Linked DNA regions of Mus musculus: region 2 is linked to region 1. The links are chromatin contacts, found by POLR2A ChIA-PET in ENCODE. All regions are on one chromosome and are shown on one strand. Each heading gives the region's core, a stretch centred on a gene start or an enhancer-like site at or near the end of the contact. The rest is flanking DNA. Distances are from core to core; before and after follow the strand shown. Region 1 has its middle 29 kb from the start of Gm31473. Region 2 holds the start of Pex16 (peroxisomal biogenesis factor 16).

Region 1 (6,209 bases), core at 3,026-5,525:
AGGAAGATGTTAATACCCAACGGAGTGAGGGTAATTCACAAGGTCACAGAGGGAGTAGCGTAGACTGTAGTAACCACTGCAGGTAGAAGCATCCAGGACGCATCGCGAGTGATCGGGTGGGTGGTGTCACCTTCACTGCGACGGAGAGTAACGGGGACAAGATGCAGCGAGTTGGAGATGCGTGCGTAGCAAACCAAGTGGACTTGCGGGGCGTGCTCCGGGCGCTGCGGGCGAGTGGGAGGCGCCAGAGACAGAGGAGGAGTCTGTCAGAGCGAGCACCAAGGGAGGAGAATCTGAGCTGAGGCCCTGAGGGATGATGAGGAATGGGTTCCGGGAGGATGCAGGGATGGGGAGCATTATGTTGATGCAGAGCAGCCTCCGCGCGGGTAGCGGTGCGCCAGGCTGGGCGGAGCCCGGACACCGGAGCAGGGGTTGGCACCTCCGTCCTCCCGGCCAGGCTGCGGTCGGAGCCTCGGGTGCACCCCGCAGCGGCAGGCGCAGGGTCTGACCCAGGGAGGCTTTTCCCAGCCGGGCATCCACGTAGCTGGAGTACCACCCGGCCGTCCCGGGCCACTGCAGACGCCTGGCGTGCGCAGGCCGCGCCTCCCTAGCCCGAGGGCCTAGAGACGTCACCGAGGCTCTGACGCGCGCTAACCCGGGCGCGGGTTTCCTCCCCGCAGGTCCCGGTCCTTGCAGCCCGCCGCCGCGTCCTTGGCCCTCCTCCCGGGATTCTAATTCGGGAAGACTGTTTGTCCTTCAGCTACTGATAAGGACTCGAGTTTGTGAATAATAATAATAATAATTTTAACAATTCCGGGAAAGAAATAACCATACTCGAGAAACATAATAATAATAACCAGCCCGATAGACCTCTGCTCCTGTGCTCAGTGCTCTTAAGGACAATAATGACAACAGTCATAATAGCCACAGTTTATTAAGCGCTTACTCTTCCATCGCAGTGTTAAGCGCTTTGCAGGCAACAACCCTCGGAGGTAAGTACCGTTATGCTCCCTATTTTTCAGGAAACTAGGGCAGAGAGGTTAAGTAACCTGCCCCAGGGCACACAACTAGCTGATGTCAATGCCAGAATCCCAACCTAGGCTGCCTGTTCTAGTGTAATCCTCGAGCCAATCCGTCAAGGTCGGGAGCATTCTCTCCATCTTAAAGATGAGGAAAACAAGGCACATGGAAATTTAAGTACCTTGCCCAAGGTCACCTAGCTGGATGAGGCAGAAAGCGAACCCAGGGCTCCTCTCTGTCCGCAGAACCCTCGATCTTGGCCATAGGCGATGCCATTTCCAAACCACCTCGGATAGCCCCGGCTTCTGGGAGGCAAAAGCAGCCGCTGGTGGATTTGGGTAGATTCCTGCAGCTTCCGCTCAGCTGATGAACCGGGTGTTTTGGAGCAGCGTCCTTGCTCTGCCTTCAAGCGTAGGATGGGGACGCCTCTCCTGGAATCCAGACCCAGACTAGGCTCGGCGATCCCGAGAAGGGACGGAGCGGGGGCGGAGGCAGCGGAAGGAATCCCGAGTCCCATTTGACCAGCGGCGGGTCTAGGCTCCGGATTTGCACCATATAACCAGCAGAGGGCGCTGCCGCTCGCGCATGGAGTTTCCGTCCCCTCTGCCTACAGCCGCCTGCAGTGGCTTTCCTTCTCCAGGTGACTGAGCCCACGCCGCATTTAGACCGGCTTCTTTAGACCGATTGACATTCGTTCAAGGCTTCCCAAGTCCCAGCCGCTTCGATCTTGTTTTGTATAAGGGGGCAACGGCAGAGATTCCACTCGGTTAAAAGGCCTAGGTGTTTGCAAATTCAGCTCGGTCTGGTCAGGTCTTCCCTTCTAGTGAGCCCGAGGGTGATTTAAAATGGAGGTAGACCCTCCACTTGAAGTAGATTACAAATATTCTTTCCTTTTCCAAAATGGCAGATGATGACTAAAGAGAGAGCCCACAGACGAGAGGGTCTATTTTCATAACAGCCGCCGCCTATTGGTCGCACCAGGCCCTTTTTAGACCTTGATACAGTATGGCCTGTACCGTGGGGATCATGATTCCTGTTTGATGTAAAGTCAAAAAACTAGTAAATAATGACACCTGGATTTAATCTAGGAACTCCCTTAATTAACAGTTACATTCCCAATACCCAGAATGCACAAGCAGACACAACTGATTGGAAGATATTGGTTATAATCCCAAATCTACCGGTGCTTAGAACCCTACCATGGAATCGGGGACTTGGCCAGCTTTCTGAGCTCCCCCCCCCCACCCCGAACTCAAATCTCTAAAACAGAAAAATAAAATATAAAGGTGGCCTGAGAGCATGAGCTGGAGGCTTTTTGCTCAGGCTTGGAAGAATATCCAGTGAGGCTCAGTCACTTCCTATGTCTGGGCTCTGAAGACATAAAGGTGGATCTAGGAAAATCTGAAACGCATGGAAGGGAAGGGGAAAACTCTTTCTGTGGCTTTTACTTTAAACTAAGCCTCATTTTGCTATTTGTGCTATATTTTTAAATTAACGTGGCTCTCCCCACCCTTGAAATTGGCACACAAATAGCAAAAACAGAAGGAAGGCCAGCTCGCAGCTTTAAATGTGGTTCTCAAGAAGGAGGGACCGGACTTAAAAAGGAAATGGGAATTAAAATGAGGTGTCTAATTCAGACAGACTTTCCACGAGGAATTTAGATCACGGCTCTTGTAACAGGAGTGTTGTCTGGGGCTGGGGCTGGGTCTGGGTCTTGTGTCTAAATGGGAGTGCCCCCAATGAAGAGGTTGAATCTTCCTTTTTGAATACGCCTGCATCTCTGATCATCTGGGTGTAAGATTCAGGGGTGGGGTGGGGCCCTGCCCCCTGGATCTGTCTCTCAGTCGTCTTACTTTTCCAGAAGTTTGTTTGGAAATTCAATCCAGGTGTGACCGTCAATAATCACAACCTTAGGCGTGGTTAAGTAGAAGGACTCCTTGACTATAGCATTAGCAGCTGGTGGCTTTTCCAGACAGGGAAGCCAGTGAACAGATCTCAGGAGACTTGTCACCTAATAGCTGTCTCTGTTGCACTGTCTTTGAGCCAGAAGAATTAGCCCTCTTCACTCAACACAAGAGAACTCAGGCTGTCCTCGGCTGCCTCCTGCAAAATAGTGGGCCTCTTTGTCCTTCTGGGTAACGCCTTTCCTTCTGTCAGAGCATTCAGTCCACAAACATGTGACGACAACCCGAAACATACATCAGCTATCGATATAGCAGAGACCCCAACGTGAGCCCAAGGCGCATGGTTTCAACTTTCCTGCCGCGCTCCATGATATTAATAACTTTCTTCTCCAGCTGGCTCCTAACTCCCATTCCTTTGGCTCATAAAAGCACTGCTACCCAGACCGAAACAGATCGGGCCATATTTATGAAGCACGACTTACAATGAAAATCCCAAACTGACACAGTACTCCGCTGCTGACAGGAAAATGCTACTTTAAACAGCATTGACTGCTGGGACACGCTTCCTAAATTCATTTTTAAAAAATATGCATCTTAGAATTAAGTGAGTCACAATAATCAGGGGAAGAAAGAAGACAGGGTTTTTGTTAACTCTCAAGATTGTTCAATCAAAACAGACTTTCACCATCCACACCCTAAAAAAGACAGAATATGTAAGGTAAAATGCCAGGTCCCCCCCCCCCCACTTTTCTGGAAAATCCATTAACATTGAATGATCTTGGCCTTGACCTATTTTAAAAAATGAAAAGAATTGAAGGTAAGAATGAGACTGTCTCTGAAAACGGGTGGATTCCTAATCTGTGCTGGGATTGGCAGCCAGAGATGTGCACGCGCCAGCGATGCTCCTGAGCTACTACATCCCCAGACCTCTGAGTGTTCTTAAAATTCCACCCCCGAGACTGCCCCAACCCTTCTAGATGAACACCATTTCCTTCCCTTTGAGGAAGGCAGCGGAACTAGACCTGGAAGAGTGAGGGAGAAGCGAAAAACAAATTTTTCTGCAGCTCACACATGCTATAGCCAGTCGAGTCAAGGACACTATATATGGGCGCCGCCTAGGTGTGAATGTGCGGTCCTGCATTCTGTTTGAGGCCCAAATCTCCAGCACACTGCGGTATGCCCTAAGACCGATATATCGTCCTACAGAGATGTTTCCATCCAGAGGGCCTCCTCCCTAGCTCAGGGTCTTCTGCATGTTCAGCTGCTCGGGGTACAGAGCTGGAAACTCTCCCGGTGCATTCCTGCTGGGAGCTCGCCAAGCCCATTGGGGAAACGTCTGCAACGCTTAGTCTGGGGAAATGAGTTTTGCACTTTCACAGAGTGTGAAATTCCTCAGGGGCATTCTTGTACTCGGAAAGAGAAATCAAACCCAGCTCTTTCCTTCAGGGTCCTTGCGGTTAAGAAAGTAAGTCGAATACAGATCAGTCTGTGGCCAGCGGTGCATGGGGACAGGAGCAACAGAGCTATCTGGCTCACAAGCTTGAGATTTTAGGAGCTTGTGTTGCAGGCGGGTAGACATAGGGAGGGGCAACCAATGCGCCTAAACCACCAAGAAGGAGCTCAAAACTGCGCTATCTTCCTAGAAACCTTGGCGGCGCGGCCCGCTGCTTGCTGTCTGATGCAACAGTTTGCAACGCGGTTCTGGGAGTGGAGGCCTGTGGTGCGGCACTCGGGCCGCTGACGCGCATGCGCCGGCTGTGTCCTGCCCCGCCCCGCGGCGGGAATCTTTTCACCAGATGTGCGGGGCGGGGATGGAGGCGGGGCCGGAGGCGCGAAGACCTTTTGGCAGATCGCGCTTGCGATCTGAGCCGAATTAGAGTTCTTCGCAGGCATTGGCTGACTGACCCAGTGATCCAAAAAAAATCACCCCAAAGGAGCCTGGAGAGAGAAGTTAAAGAGCTAGCTGGCTTTTGAGTCGACCTCCCTTCCCGAGCCTCCGGATTTCTGCTGCTGTCCCACCTATCCTGCCCTGAACATTTTCTTTGCAGGAGGGAACATGTCACATCAATATGTTCTGCCTTTCAGATGTCTGACGATCCAGATGAAGACGATTGTCTTCCATATACACATTCCTCCGGTATTATAGATTGTAACTGACTTCTATTTTATTAACTGTTTCTCTAAATTAACTTTAAATCGATTCTCTTTTTATGTACCCTTGCCTCAAGAGATAACATTAGAGAAACCATAGCCTGAAAATAAGCTCAGAACTATTCAAATAAAAATGTTTGTTGTTGTTAGCTAAAGTTGTCTTATCTACCGCATTGGGGGTGTCTGGAGGTAATAATAGCCATTGTGCTAAGGTTTGTCAATGTTAGCAGAACTACTCGAAGCATTGTACACCTTCTACGGTCTCCTGATGCCCAAGGAAGTGGATGTTCTCTGGGAAGCCCAGAGAAGTTAAGCAATTTGCTTGAGATCACAAAACTAGAGACGAAGTCCACTAGCCTGATGATTCTAAAACCTCCTTTCAAAAGCCCAATGCAAGAAGGACCCAAAGATTTCTCCCAATCCCACCCCTCTTTTTAAAACAGGCACAAATGTCAGGGTCTGGATGAAGACCTCCAAAAATCTATTGTCAAGGGAATAGTGGCATAGGACGGAGGGGGTTAGCCCAACCAAGGTTCTGTACTGATTCTGCTGTTAAGAGCTTGGGCCTTTTGTTGCCTTAACCGAGGAATCGTCCACAGCAGAATTTTCTTTCTTTCTTTTTAAAAGATTAGTTATCTAATCAATCATACCTTCACACAATTTAGTTTATTTTTGGTGTGTGTGTTGTCTGTATGTATGTCTGTCCCAGACGAGGATAAGCTGCCGCTGGATGACCACCCAGGCGTTTAAATCATTTGGAATTAAACTCCAGAAATACACCTTTAACTTATCTTTAGAACTGTTCCCACAATTCTTTCCAAAATTCGCCTCACACAGCCTTCTCCCTGGTCCCTGACTGCTTGGAAATCCCATAGGTGCTTCCAGTTAATCCATGCCTTACTGCCTACACCTCCCCTTTACCTGGCAAGGGTTGGGACATGGCTATCCATCTTTGCTTTTTCATTTTCCTCTCTGAACCAAAGTAACCCATAAATATATGATTTCTCCAAGAATCCTCTGTGTGTGTGTGTGTGTGTGTGTGTGTGTGTGTGTGTGCGTGTGTGTGTGTGTGTAATATGCACACATATTGACATCAGGTGTCTGCCTCAGTAGCTCAATTGTTCTCTCTCTCTC
Region 2 (5,646 bases), core at 2,961-5,460, 320 kb before region 1:
GGCCATGTGGCTCTGGAGGCTAAATAGCACCAGAGCCAGCAGTTACTCAGCAGACCCCAGCCCTCTCCATGCAGCACGGAATACCCTGGTGATGGGAGGAAGGCTATCCTTACTCAGAGAAGCGGTCATAGAACGGTGAGCGTAGCAGGTAGTATAGCAGCAGGATTGTGCGACGCCTCAGTTCTAGCCGCTCCCTCCGGGTCAAGTTCTTCCTGTCACTCAGGAGACTCAGGCTGTAGGGGAAGGGACATAGGGACAAGGATGACCTATGACTCTGAGAAAGAAAAAGCCACACAGCAAGCAGAGAGCCCCATGGAACTCCATATCCTCACCCATTCTCACCTAGTCATATCTACCACACCAGACAGTAGCCAGGGTGTCCACGATCGCTGACCCCATAAGCCCAGGCTGAGCACTGACGGTCAAGATGTCAAGGATATCTGCAGTGCAGGGTCCAGCTCAGCTCCTCCCCAGCCCGCCACCAGCACAGCTAAGGATACAGTGCAGCAGGGGCCGGGCGATGTACAAAGACTCTGCAATGGTCTCCTGCAACCCCAGAGGTGTTGGGGGTGTGCTCAGTTCCTCCTGCTGCTGTTTCTGCCGAATTTCCCGCTGCTGAGGGGCTCCCCAGTACCGTGAGTGCAGGGATGGGCCTAGAATATAAAGACAAGGTCAGTGAGCCAGGAGCCAGAGTGGGTGCTGACAGAAGCCAGTCCTACGGGCTCACACTGACCTCAGCACCTAGGTGCCCAGTCCAGCTACATCTTCCACTTACTGTTCTGGAGGGTTCGCACCACTCTGTGTGACCGTTTCCCCACATATGATGGCTCCTGGCTGCCCGGATTGTGGTCACCATCTAGCAGGCATAAACAGGACATAATGTAAGAGGGACACATTCCTAGCAGAGCCTGCAGAGAACATGTGTACAGTGAATGCTTGAGGATCTACAGAGCACAAGAGCCTGGCCTCAGGCAGCAGCTGAACTAAGGGAATCACACCCAGAGACCGTGGTTTGGCAAAAATCTTTCCATAGAGGGAAGCACTCTGGCACCTACCCTGGCCCAGGAAGAGGCCATCCTCACGCACAGTCAGTCAACCAAGAGCCTAAAGATACTAAAGGAAGGATAGGAGGGCCCACCCCATCAACATCTGTCGGGGCTATAGGACTGTGAGGCTGCATTCTCTCGATCTCTTGTGGTCAAGTTCACATCACTGTCCCCTTTCAAAATAAGGGGGAAGACTGGAGGCTGACGGAGGGGCCCAGAGCAGCCAGGTGCCCTGCCTCTTGAGGATACGGTTCATGATACAGAACCAGGCCCAAGACAATTTTGGCAGGACACCTACCTTGTGCTGGTGCGCTATCCCTAGTTCCTGTAGCCTACAACAGAAAAGAAGGACTCTTGCACACGTCCCAAGTTCAGGGATGGGAGTGAAGCTCAGTGGTAGAGCACTCGACTCGCATGTACAAGACACTGGGTTTGACCGGCAGGAGCTCAAACAAATAAACTCCCAAGTTTAAGTTCTCATTTTCTCCAAACCTTGCCTTCTTCTTTCTTATAGAATAAATAAATGGGAGTACTGAGCTGACAGGAAATGTGCTGCAGAGCCTCAGAGCAGTCCCACACCCCACTCCACTCCTGGGAGAGAAGCAGCTTACCCAAGGGCTGTGCCTGAGTTTCCCTGTCCAGTGGAACAATGGGGGGTGATGTCTGAATGCCAGCCTTGAACCAGATCAACAGGAGCATGCGCAGGACGGCCCTGGGGTGGGGATTATGGCAGTTAGGGGAAAGCGGTTAGAAAGCAGGTAGCAAGGCTGCTCTGCTGAGCACCTCATTGCTGGACTGGGTCACCCCACCTCAGTCCTGCCCTCCACAACCCAACCTACTTGGCCAACTGGATGAGAGCAATGACGAGCCAACGGCCTACTTCGCCCCACACCTTGGCAGCCCCCATCTCCATGAACACCTCCACACACTCCAGTACACTCAGCCATGTCAGCAACTTCTGCTGGGACAGCGACTGCAAGAAGCCCAGAGGTCAGGGAGCTTCTCTACCCCAAGTGCTGTCTTAGAAAAAGCAGGCTGCTCCAGCAGGTGGGGGCCTCCTCCTTTCTAAGCCTAACACCTCAGTTCAATACCAAATCCATTGCTACCAGGCTGGCTGGCCTGGGACAGGCCTTTCTAGCTCTCTAAGACTTCATGCATGAGGGCTGGAGAGACGCTCTTCTACAGGTCCTGAGTTCAATTCCCAGCAACCATATGGTAGCTCACAACCAGCTGTAATGGAATCGGATGCCCCCTTCTGGTGTGTGTCTGAAGACAGCTAAAGTGTACTCATATATGCAAAATAAATAAACCTTAAAAAAAAAAAAAGACATCTGTAGGATTTAGTTTGTTTTTTGGAGACAGGGTTTCTGTGCGTAGCCCTGACTGCCCTGGAACTCACTCTGTAGAACAGGGTGGCCTTGAACTCGAAAATCCGCCTGCCTCTGCCTCCCAAGTGCTGGGATTAAAGGCGTGCACCACCATTGCCCAGCCTTGTTTTTTGTTTGTTTGTTTGTTTTATTTTGTTTTTTAAAAGAAAAGAAAAGAAACTTCATGCATGAGACTACCAACAATTGATCTGCGGCTCATGTGGGCATGCCTCACTCTCTGAGACAACGACATGTACCACACGTGCTGGTCATTACTGTTTTCCTCCCAAGTCCCTGAGCTTCCCACCCCCAGCTCCTGGCAAAGTTCTCACCACAGGCAACTTTTTTCGAAGCTCCTTCCTCAGGATCCCGTCATTGAGCAGCACCAGCAGGTTCGAGGCAGAGTACACTGAGAAGCAGATTGTGGTCTTGAGAGGCCGGCCCTGCTGTGGCCTTCACCCCTCTCACCCTTACCCCAGAGCCCTACCGATCACAGCTACCCACAGACTGTGTGGAAACCAACAAGCCTCTCCGCCCACTACCTCAGAGCCCCATTCTCTCCATGATGACATCTGAGCCAGTAAGAAATGAGCTGATTGGAGTGACAAGCCAGCCCTTGCTCTGCTGGACAGCACTGGTTACTGAGCTGCTCAAAACTGCCTGTCATGTTCCAAACAGCCAAATGTGTGGTCCCACCAACTCATCTTTGCTCTCTTCAGATGGTCCCCCCTGAAGGACTACATCACACCTACCTTTCAAAATCCCCCTCATCCTTTCATGATCTTCACTACCCCCACTAAGCAAACAGAGCCCTTACAGCAGGGAGGTGGGGGCACTTGAACACTGGTCCTGACATCAAGGACTTTTCTGAACTTGTATTCCTTCAGCTAGACAGAACAACAGTGCCCTTCTCATACTCATAGGTCTGATGAACTAGCAAGGTCAGGAAAGTTGCTTAATCCTAAGCAAAACCAGGAGTGAGAAGCCAGTCAGAGCCCTCACAGGTCGCCCAACTCTGGGGACACCAACTGTCTTGGGCGATGGACAGCTGATCTAGAGGGAAGCTCAGGACCTTCAATCAAGGTTCCGCTGGAAGCCTTCTCCCTCCCCAGCCCAGAGTCCAACTTACCCAGTTCAGACAGCTCGTGTGAATCGGAGAAGCGACCTAGGGAAGAAGGTATAGAAGGCGTTGGTGAGCGTCTGTTTTACCCTGCGGCTTTGGGTTCTCTAGTTTCCTCTACGCCACAGGAACCCAGACAGAACTGAAGCACCGCGACCACTACCCTGGGTCAGCAGGCAAAGAGCCATAGGGTTCCTGGGTCAGAGTCCCCAAGAAATGGGTCAAAGGTCAGTGTGGCACCTGCCAGCAGGTAACTGAGGCCCCGCACAGCCGTCTCCAACTGGGCCGTGGCGGCTGGATGACGAGTCACATACTCCTGGTAGCGGAGGCTCAGGAGCCGTAGCTTCTCCATCCTGCTCTGGCCACTGACAGTCCCACCGGCCGACAGCAAGGCTGGCAGCGGCGCCCTGCGTCCTGAGCCCTCCTTCCTGCTTCCGGCCCTAAGCCCGCCTCCCGGTTGCTCAACTTCCGCAGCCCAGGAGGACTTAGACCCGCGGAGCCCCTGAACGCCCCTTCACCCCATCTCTAGCGCCTCCTCCCCGAGACCGGGAGCTCCCACCCTCCCTCCTTCCAGCCATTGGCTCCTTCTCTCTCCGCCCTGAAGCTCTCTAGAGCTTCTGGCACCCGATCTGCAGCCTCCTTGGTTGGCTGTCTTGGCGCCTGCGTAGTTACAACTTGCGGGCAGGCTGAACAGTTCATACTAGAGAAGGTACTAAGGAGCCTCAGACTTTCTCAGAAGATCGCCGAGAGCTCGAACGGGAGGGTCGGGAAGCAAAGAGTTTGGGATTTAAGGCACAGGGAACCTTGAAATTGTCGTAAATAGGTCTCAGCAGCCGCCAGTCTCGAGTTTTTCACAAAAGCCAGTGCCGGGTTTTTGCTGGGGCAAGCCTAACCAGCAGATTTAGAACAGTGGCTTCGGCTCCAGTTTCTTCAGAACACATGGACCCCCAAAACCCGTACCCGATGACTCCCTCCTTGGAGAATACCCTGGCCTATCCCTCTGCTCTCCGTTTAGGGACGACCCTGCGCATTAGCTTCCCCGATCTGCACCTCGGGTTTCCTCATCTACAAAATTATTTGGGCCCGACTTGGACCTTGAACTCGGAATGAATCCCAGCGTTTTCCGGCCCTTGGATGCACTTCCAGGTTCTAAGCTGGCCTCCAAGAGTTGGTGGAAACTCCTATGGCTCCATTCATGAACTGAGCTGCAATGCTGTCAAGGTGCTGCAGAAGTGGAGGGAGGGAACCGTTCCTGGGAGGCAGTTGATTGGCTGTGGGAAGAGGGGGCTTGGCAAATCTGCGCCATTGCGGACTCCGCCCGCGAATTTATGGTATATAAAGAATTGTAATACATTTAATACCCTACCAGATATTATCTTTAGACAAGGACAGAATATGCCGTTACGCCCATCCACTATATTACGTGCATGTACGAAAATGTCATAATGAAGCTCATTATTTTAGTTTGCATGTTTTGAGACAGGATCTCACTGTGAACCCCTGGCTGGCCTCAAATGCATAGAGATCTGCCTACGTCTGCCTCCCAAGTGCCGGGATTAAAGGCATGTGCCAGCACAAGAGACAAAGCACATTGTTTTGTACAATTAATAAAACACTAATAAAAATTCTCATTAGAGAGCTGGAAAGATGGATTCAGGAGTTAAGAAATGCTCGTTTAACCGGGCAGTGGTGGCACACACCTTAATCCCAGCACTTCGGAGGCGGAGGCGGAAGCAGAGGCAGGCAGATTTCTGAGTTCGAGGCCAGCCTGGTCTACAAAGTGAGTTCCAGGACAACCAGAGGTACACAGAGAAACCCTGTCTCGAAAAACCAATAGCCTGAGCCAGAACCAGGCGGTTTAAGCAGCACACTCACCAGGAATTTAAGGCACAGGGAATGAAGTGTCCCAACATGCCACCACTTCCTTCCCTTTCTTTGATCCATGTGGAGCCAGGCTCCCATTGTTGCCAACCACTCGTGCCAGCAAAGATTCAAGGAAAGGTGCGGTGAGCCTCAGAAGAGTCTGGTATGGGAACTGTGGAAGTCGTTTTTCACCCTGTCCTGAGGCCTCACGTGCTCCTCACCCTACTGGCAATTGTGATGGCTCGATCTT

The links. ChIA-PET counts read pairs that join two places held with the same protein, here RNA polymerase II (POLR2A).
Region 2: POLR2A ChIA-PET joins it to region 1 with 10 read pairs in embryonic stem cell. The contact joins the promoter of Pex16 here to the enhancer-like site in region 1. POLR2A ChIA-PET finds 5 or more read pairs at or near these places in 3 of 5 experiments (Patski and embryonic stem cell).

The regions. Positions count from the first base shown.
Region 1 is chr2:92,054,002-92,060,210 of GRCm38, reverse strand. No RefSeq gene overlaps it. Among named protein-coding and RNA genes, the nearest start is that of Gm31473, 29 kb to the right of the region's middle. Within about 2 kb of position 4,275, at least 1 of the 3 ENCODE cell types and tissues checked has a DNase peak (open chromatin) inside an H3K27ac peak, as active enhancers do.
Region 2 is chr2:92,373,803-92,379,448 of GRCm38, reverse strand. Pex16 (peroxisomal biogenesis factor 16) reads right to left here and starts at 4,210. Exons shown (of 11, transcript NM_145122.2): 1 at 3,774-4,210; 2 at 3,543-3,578; 3 at 2,746-2,822; 4 at 1,886-2,019; 5 at 1,658-1,758; 6 at 776-856; 7 at 501-653; 8 at 343-415; 9 at 114-233. The coding sequence starts at 3,885.